Linked DNA regions of Homo sapiens: region 1 is linked to region 2. The links are chromatin loops, found by intact Hi-C in ENCODE. Cell type or tissue: PC-9. All regions are shown on one strand. Links, peaks and the distances in the headings refer to the core of each region. The heading gives the core; the rest is flanking DNA.

What was found. Peaks named below come from ENCODE experiments on the same cell type or tissue, not always from the same donor. Only the 100,000 strongest peaks of a DNase experiment are listed, where the experiment ranks them.
Region 1: a loop joins it to region 2, with 2.8 times the contacts of the local background. A loop is called at or near these places in 1 of 110 quality-filtered maps.

The regions. Positions count from the first base shown.
Region 1 is chr1:116,691,430-116,695,818 of GRCh38, reverse strand. It overlaps LINC02868 (long intergenic non-protein coding RNA 2868), which reads right to left and starts at 1,707. Exons shown (of 4, transcript NR_149353.1): 1 at 1,622-1,707; 2 at 964-1,060. In PC-9, for the core only: no CTCF peak of the experiment used is centred there; DNase peaks (open chromatin) are centred at 1,108 and 1,778; H3K27ac peaks cover 2,403 bases.
Region 2 is chr1:116,640,487-116,644,875 of GRCh38, reverse strand. All of the region lies in intron 2 of IGSF3 (immunoglobulin superfamily member 3), which reads left to right. Among named protein-coding and RNA genes, the nearest start is that of IGSF3, 25 kb to the left of the region's middle. RefSeq lists enhancers at 1,308-1,991, 1,992-2,677. In PC-9, for the core only: CTCF peaks have their summits at 2,007 and 2,208; DNase peaks (open chromatin) are centred at 575, 1,405, 2,085 and 2,505; H3K4me3 peaks cover 1,119 bases; H3K27ac peaks cover 3,777 bases.

The sequences.
Region 1 (4,389 bases), core at 209-4,208, 51 kb before region 2:
TGATTCAATAAATATGTGTTGATCCCGCATATGTGCTCAAGGAGGCTAGCCACAAAGGTGTCTTCACACTCAAGACAGCCCAAGAATGCCACTCATGGCCTAGGTGTCTTATCAGAAGTTCTACAAGGTAGAGGGTGGGCAGGGGAACAGAAAGAAGAGGCTCTTGAATGTAAAGGACCTTTTATAAAATTCAAAAGGGACAAGGGCAGAAGGCACATTGAATGGAGACCCAGACTGAAAGTCAGGAAACAGGGTCAGTCTAGCTCTGCCATGAGGTGCATGTTCTTGGTCCAACCACTTCACCTCTCTGGGCCTCTGTTTTCTCATCTGCAAAATGAAGCAGTTGACCTAATAGCCTCCAAAGTTTCTTTCATGCTGATATTCTATAGCAGGCTGGGGCTAAATTTAGATTTAGATTTGTCCAAATGATGGAATGACCTCTTTTCCCATCACTTCCCAGATGTCTACCTGGATTCTGGAGCTCCAGGAAAGAACCCCCCTGTGTTCACAATGGCGGTCCCTGGTGCCTGCAGAACTTAGGACAGGGAATTGGGGAGGTGGGGTGGTTAGGGACAAAACCCAAATATGGACTCCTTAAGAGAAATTTCAACCTTAAAAAGAAAGGAATCTGTCCCAGGCAGCAGCACAGTTGCAATTCAGAGGAAGCTGCGGTTCCGAGTGTAGGGTGGTGGACTCTACTGTAATCAGCCCACCCTAATCAGCCACCCTGAAGTCAAGCAGACATCTGGGGTGTCTCACCAATCTCCCAGCCCCTAGAATGCCAAACAACCCTGCTCTGAGGCCCTGTAATATTATCACATGGGGGTCAGGGAGCTACTCTCCTTCAATACTTCCAAGCAAACTGCCTAGAGCCAAAAGTCCAGGAAGACTAAGCACTTTGCAGATTTGAGTGAGAAATCCCCAGGGACTTCCATAGAAACTGGGAGTCTCAGAAATACCTACCAGGTTGGTTTCCTGAGGCAGTGAGCCAGGGAAGGAGGACTGATGGTGATGTTGCCTCATTTGGATACTCCATGAGCCTACGCAAGTTTCACAAAAGCTTCAAAGGAAAACAAAATATCAAATGAATCCAGTAACAACATTCTGGGGAAAAGGCTACCTGGAAGAGGGACAAAAAGGGATGAGTTTCCAGAGGAAGCCTAGGGAGGATGCCTGATGTCACTGCTGACAGAGGAAGCAGGAGGACTCAGCGCTCTCTGGACTGACCAGGCTGTGATGGGTGTGGCAGGCCAGAACTGGACAGGATCATTAAAACCCTCGGAGAGGTTTTCACTGCAAGAAAGAAGAGCTACCAGGCCTGGAGGGGAATAAGATTGGGGACCCAGGCTGCCAGTGAACTTATGCCCACCCAGAAACTCAGCCGCAGAAAAGTGGTAGGGATTATTACACCAAACTGAGAATTACAGTCTCTGCCTCCTCAGCCCCTGGCAGAGCTGCCACACATGGCAGCAGCACTGTCCTGCCTCCAGGTGAAATAGGAGCCACTGGGATCACCCACCACGCTGCAGGAGCTATGAGGCGTACAGGAGCATGGGGAAGGGATATCAACACACATAAACAAAGTAGTTCCATCCTTGCCTTATGTCTGTCTTTTTTATACCTCCGTAGATGTGGCCAACAAAATTGCTCCATAAATTGGACACTGCCCAAAGAAGTCTTTAACGCCATTCCTGGGTTCTTTGTCAAAACCATGGTGGCTTTTCCTGTCTTCACAGAGCTAAGCCCATTGTTTTGTGGTCCCTGCAGCTGTACCTCTGACCTGGGTGGAGCTGCATGTCTAGGCAGGAGAGGCTTGGGAAGCTAGAGTTGTTGCTGGTGATCTGTTTTCAGCTTGGGGCAGGAGCCAGGCTGGGTGCCAGAAGCAACTTTTGATTAGTCATTAGGCACAGACTTTGCTTCAGCCACACAGCCACCTCATTCCTGCCTCAGGGCCTTTGCACTTGCTGTTGGCTCTGCTTGGAGTCCTCTCTCTTGATCTGCACTGGACTTGTTGCTCCCTACTTCATCAAATGTTACCTTCTCAGAGGACCTTCCATGTCCGCCTCCAGTGCAGGCCCTGTTCACACTCTGTCCACTGCTCTGCTGATTTCCTTATGATAGTTACGGCACTCTACAAGGATCTTGTTTATTTGTTTACATGGCCACCGTCTCTTTCCCTACGGGAACGTCTGGAACCTTAGCTCCACCAGGGTCATCTGAAGGCTCCCAGGGTGACCCACACAGACCAGACCCCAGCCTGCACCCCAGGAGGCTCCTGCTCCCCACATACACAGAGCTCACCTCAGCCTTACCTCGCAGATGAGGAAGACTTTGGTGCCCACACAAATGCCCATGTGTGCCACGGCCCAGACAGCAGTGTTCATGCCTGCGAGAGGTCAGGGCAAGCCTATCAGTCCCATGCTGAGATGCGAGGCCCTGGACGCCTCCCCACCTCAGAGGGTGAAGGGGGGAGGCCTGGACACCCTCTCCATCTCAAAGGGCAGGGGGTGAGGGGAAGGTCTGGCAGGGGAGGGATCTTGTCTCTCATGTTCACTACTGTCCACAACCTCCAGCACAATGCTGGGTATATGATAGATAATATCTGTTGAATGAATAAATGAATAAATGCACACAGCAGCAAGCTGTGTGGCTGCTTATCCAATATAACTGTATCCCTGCGCTTCTCCCTTCCTAACATAACTTCAGTCTGCTTGGCAACATGTCCTATTCATGACCACGTGTTTGCCCTAAGCTGTTCATAGTATTCCCTCTTTCCCTGTGCTAATAACTGATTTTTCAAAAGGACCCATGACTTAGTTCTGACCAAAACCATGAGCAGAAGTCTACTAGGTAGGGCCGGGGGTTCTAAAAGAGGTTTTCCCCTTTGTAAAAAGAGAAGCAGGCACTGTCATATTATCTGGATTAGATCTGCTTAGTACAGCTGTGCCTCACTTCTCACTCTGAGGAGAGTTACCGTGAGGAAAAGTGCAACCCGATGAAGATAGCTAGGGTGCGAGCTGGAAGAAACTGGGTCTTCTATGACATTACTGAAGAACTAAATTAACCATCTCTGGAGCTTGCATACCTCTGGATTTCTTGTTATGGAGCATAATAAATTTTCCTATTATTAAGCCATTGTGAGTTGCATCTTTTGTTACTTACAGCCAAAGGCATTTGAACGATAGAGACTATGGCATACACTGTCCCTTAGTCCTGGTGGCTGCCACTGGCCTGTAGAATAGAGCCACGGCTTTTATCCACCAGATATACTGTAGGTAAACATGAATTAATGAATTAGTTTTTTCTTTACTTCATTCATACACCCAACAAACTTCATTGAAAACTTATGTGTGCGGGCACTGCACTAGGAGGAGAGATCAGAAAGGCAAGCTGCCAACCCCGAAGAAGCTCAGAGTCCAGTGGGAGGAAGACTTATCAACAGAGAATGACAATCTAGCATGGACACATTACAACAGAGGCATGCAGAGGTGCCACAGCAGCGGCGAAGAGCAGCAGGGACATGGCTTGAAAGAGGACAGGCAGGAGGGTAGCTAAGTTGGTTTCACAAGAGGTTGTGTCTGAGCTGAGTCTTGAATGAAAAGCAGGAGACGCCCAGGAGGACCAGCTAGCCAAGAGTCTCTCAGGCAGCAGGAACAACAATATCCCACATCGCAGAGTAGGCAAGACCACTTTTTACAATGGGCCAGGCACTGTGCTAAGTGATTACACAGACACTGCGCCCTCAGATCCTTAACAATATGCACACAAGGTAAATATGGTTATCCCATTTTATAATATGGAAACGGAGGCTTCAAAGGGTCAAGGAACTTGTCCAAGGTCACATAGCCAGAAAGTGGCAGAGCCAGGCTTTGAACCTAGATCATTCAGAGCCCACATTCTGTTTACCACCCTAGCACTCCTCCTACACTAGTGGACCCTGTTAGGGAGGTGCAGTCTGTAGAGCAACCCAGTGTCCTGCCCATAAAAGAAAGCACACCTCCGTAGGCAGGTGAGAGAAGAGACTGAGCACACAGGTAGGAAAAGGTGTACTCTGAGAGGGCTAGTGTTTAGGTGGGTGGGCAATGGAGAGAGCAGGCAGAAAAGAGAGAATGTGGGTGGTCTGAAAACACCCGTTTCTCTTCTGTTCTGTTTATTTTAACTTGAATGGCTTTACTCAGTGTCACCATCTTCTAACCTTTCTCCTTCAAATCACTCTTACAGTTAAATTAGCCTGAAAATTTACCAGCCCACAAATTTTTGTTAACCAGCCTGCCACAAATATTATACAGATAGCAGAATAAATAAAATTCATTGGTAGTTGCTACTAGCCTCCCTGAAATGGTAACTGGCCCCGGGCCCACAGGGACTCAGCTTTGAGAAGACTGCCTT
Region 2 (4,389 bases), core at 270-4,269:
GTTCTTTTCCCTATATCGTAGTGTCACTGGCTGCTGAGGTGGGAATTGCTGACTATCACATTCACATGCCCTGAGCCTGTCCTTTTCACAGGAATTTCTTGGGAAGTCTGACCATTTGGAGCCAGTTGCTGGTGGGGAGGTTTCCTGAGGAGGTCCTTTCATCACACAGGGCCGCCTCCTCTGATGGCTGATCGCCACACACACCCTCCTTTGCTGCCCATCCTCTCTGCTGTCACCTTGGTTCATAATTAAGATTCACCTGTGGGTGACGTGGGACCCACTTGCAGCCCATGGACACTGGAACAGTCCATTCTGTGCAGTTCGCTTCCTGGCTTTCACGGCACCTACTATGCTGGCTCCTGGCCAGAGATGGAGTTAGAGGTGTCCTGTCCCAAATGAACCTGCATGCAGAAGCCACTGGGGCAGTGGGGACACTGCCTCAGCATCATCACGGCTGCCAGAGGCTGAATTCCTGCTGTGCAGGGCTGTGTGGAACTGCTGCTGTTATATGGCGCATCTCCCGTCTGGAGCTTGCTGCTCAGGGCTCTCCTTAACAAGCGGCCAAATGACTGCAGTTTTCTGCATTGTTTTCCTGTGAGGTCCCTGATGTTTTGAAAGAGCCAAAACCAGACAGGGATGCTATCAGGTTGCAGTTCTGCTCTGCTGTGGTGTTTCTGTGAAATGGAGAGGAGGATTTTGAGGAATGTGTAGTTGGGTTTACTTTTGTCTTTATTTGTGGGCACGTTTCCTGAGTGGGGACCACTGATAATTAGGTGTTCTTTGGTGTAGGGGCCCAGATGGACAGCGTGGGACCCCTTTCTAAGGGATTGTCACAGTGAGAGGGCTGAGCACTGAAGTTTATCTTGCAGCATGCGTGCTGGGAGCAGCCCCTCCAAATTGGTGCACGTGTTTGGGGAGGGCAGAGACCAGGGCATAGACTGGCTGGCAAACTCGCCTGCTGGGCTGAAGAGTCCTGACCTTGCAACTGGAAGCTCTGCTTTCCTGCCCTTTCCCTGATTCCTGCTAATTTTATGACCTTTCATCAGTCACCTGACCTTTCTGGACTTCAGCATCCTCACTGTAGAATAGAAACAATGATCCCTCTTTCACAGGGATCGGAGGATCTGTCGCATGTCAAAGCCCTTTCTACACCTGTGACAACACAAGACGTGCCCGTAGACACCTGAGCATGGGCGTGGCAGAAGGCCAAGCTCACACCCAGGAAGCCACCTGCCCTTCTGCTCCTCATCCTTGTCAGTCGCTGTGCCTGCATCCCCAGGAGGACCTCACGGGACTGGGAGGGCCTGGGACAGGCTGGCCACAGGCTGGCCTCAGATCACCAGGCATTGAGACCTCCTGCTAGCCTCAGGCTGACAGTAATAAATGTACAAAGGAGGACAGAGCTGCTGAGGAGCAGCTGGGAGTCCAGACACAAACGACTGTCGGAGGAGTGAGTCAGGGCCTCTGAAGGTCACTTGAGGAGTGTCCGCCCTGAATCATTGACCTGCGGCATGAATGGAGAAGTAGCTGGGATACCAGCCCTGGGGCAGTTCCGTTGGGTGGATCTTTAGAAGAGAGAGGTGGCGTGGGAGGGGTAAGAGCACTGATTTGGGAATCAGAGACCTGGGTTCTTTAAGTCACTTTATCCAGGACTAGCTGTGTGGCCTCAGACAGGTTGATAGCAGTTTCCTTTCTGTGAAATGATCAACTCCAGAACTATTGATACCTGTCACATTGTGTTTGGGGAATGAGACTCAACAGCGGAGCCTGCACCATGACCCTGGTGCCTCTCCCCCATCCCCCTGCGCCTTTTGGACCAAGAAGTGCAGGCATAGATAGAGCTTTGCAGCCTCTTTTGTTCCTGGATGGTGGATCCCTGTGGTTAATGAATAATTGCTTTAGGGGCAGAGGTGAGGGGAGTGAGTATTGCAAGTGAAGATGGGTGGGACAGGGAGGTTCCAGGTGGTGAAATATTTTCAGGCAACAATCTGCAGAGAAACCTGACCATGACTCAGCTAAGCAGTGGGCTCACTGGCAGGTGGCCCTGGTGGCCCCCTGCTGACATCTGCTACTACTGTGTGCTTCCAAGTCCCAGCGAGCAGCAGCGGTGATTGATGATACTACAGCGCATCCCAGGAGCTGGTATCCCAGGGCAGCGCTGCACCTGCTGGCAGCCAAGCTCTTCAGGGCAGGACACCGGCCCACAGCCTCGGAGCGCCCAGTTCCAACCATCAATTTTAATTCTTGTGAGGCTTTTCTTTTTCACATTTGGTTACCCTGTTGAACCAATCTGCTTCTTCCCACCACTATGACAGTTTTTAGCTCCGTTCTAGGCCAAATTTTGCTCTGGCCCGAGTCCCACTGTTTGTTTCTTTCATGTGTATCTTTTACATTCTGGGAGCCCTGACCGACTCCCAGTGCCTGAGCCCCTTCCCCTAAGCGTGGGGACTCCCGCCTCAGGTCTGCCCTGTTCCAGCTGCTGGAAGGCATCCAGAATTCTAATGTTATTCATCATAGTTCCAGTTTCACTACAAAGCATATGATTTGACCTCTTATCCTTACTAAGTCATTTCAGACTTAGGGAAAAAATACCCACTTAAGGATAATTCTTTTACCAAAAAATTTCGTGTTTTTTTTTCTAATAAGAGGTAATCCATGCACATGTTAAAAATCAAAAATCAGATGCGAGGTGTGTGGGAAAAAAATGAAATGTTCTATATTTCAAAGTAAAACTTTGGGTGACAAAAACTTCAGTGATTTTTAATGGTGATAATAATATCAGTAGTACTTTTGAAATCTGATGTTGGGCTGGGGCACAGTGGCTCATGCTTGTAATCCTAGCACTTTGGGAGGCTGAGGTGGGAGGATCACTGGAGCCCAGGAGTTCGAGACACTGTCTCTCCAAACAAACAAACAAACAAACCAAAAAAACTCAGGAGTTTGAAGCTGCAGTGAGCTATTATTATACCCCTGCACTCCAGCCTGGGCTACAGAATCAGACCCAGTCTCAAAAAAAAAAAAAAGAAAGAAATCTGATAACACTTTATTAGGTGCTACAGTGTTGTAAAGGATCATCAGACACACGAATTTGATAATTAAATAATGTTCCTAAGTCTTCTGATTGAAATAATAACACAGTGCAAAATCTCTTTTCCTGGCTTCCCTTCCTGGTCTTCCTTTTGTTCTCTCTTCCTGCCAGCTCTGCTCTCTGCCTGTTCTGAACGGCTGTCTGCTGCAGTGATCAGTGCTCTTCTTTGGATGTTCTTTGCTCCTGATGCTTTATGGCATTTCCTTCTTTTAATTTTCTTTCTTTCCTTCTTTCTTTTTCTTTCTTTCTTTTCTTTTCTTTCTTCTTCTTTTTTTTTTTTTTTTTTTTTTTTGAGACAGAGTCTTGCCCTGTTGCCCATGCTAGAGTGCAGTGGCACAATCTTGGCTCACTGCAACCTCTGCCTCCTGGGTCCAAGCGATTCTCATGCCTCAGCCTCCTCAGTAGCTGGGATTACAGGTACACGCCACCATACCCGGCTAATTTTTGTATTTTTAGTAGAGGTGGGTTTTCCCCATGTTGACCAGCTGGTCTTTAATTCCTGACCTCAAGTGATCCTCTGCCATGGCCTTCCAAAGTGCTGGAATTACAGGCGTGAGCCACCACGCCCCGTTCTTCTTTTAATTTTCTATTGTGAAAAGTTTCAAATATGTACCGAAGTGGAGAGAACAGGATAATTAACCCCCATACACTCACCACCTAGTTCCAACAATTATCAGCTCATGTCCAATCTTATCTGTACCATCACTCCCCTACCCTCCCTGTAGAATTTTCAAGAAAATCCGAGGAACACCTGGTGTATTCCCACGTGTTAATGAAAACTCTTGTTGATTAAGCTGCACTTACTAGTAATTTATTTTCCCATTTAAAATTAATTTTCAGAATACCAAGAAGGCACCATTTCATCCTTATATCTGATTGGTGAAAAGTGTAATAGTCAAATAGTACCAAGGTTGACAAAGGCATCAAAGAATAGAAACACTTAAACATTGATCTTGGCAATGTAAATTGGTGCACTGATGTTGCAGAGCAATTTGGGCAATGCCTAGTGTGGTTGAAGATACCCTTGGATGAAGATTTACAAGAATATTTATTGCAATAAAAAGTTGGAAACCACTTAAAAATTTATCAGTAGGAAAATGAATACATTGTGCTATAGATAATGATTATTCAGACAGTGGACCATGGTATAAAGCAGTTGAAATGAATGCCCTGGAGTGACATATGTCAACAAGGATTACCCTCAAAAATGTTTTGTCAATAAAAAAAGATGCAAAAGGGTGCATACAGTGTGATGCCATTTTAAACAGTTTTAAAGCATCCAAAAACTCTGTATATTGTTT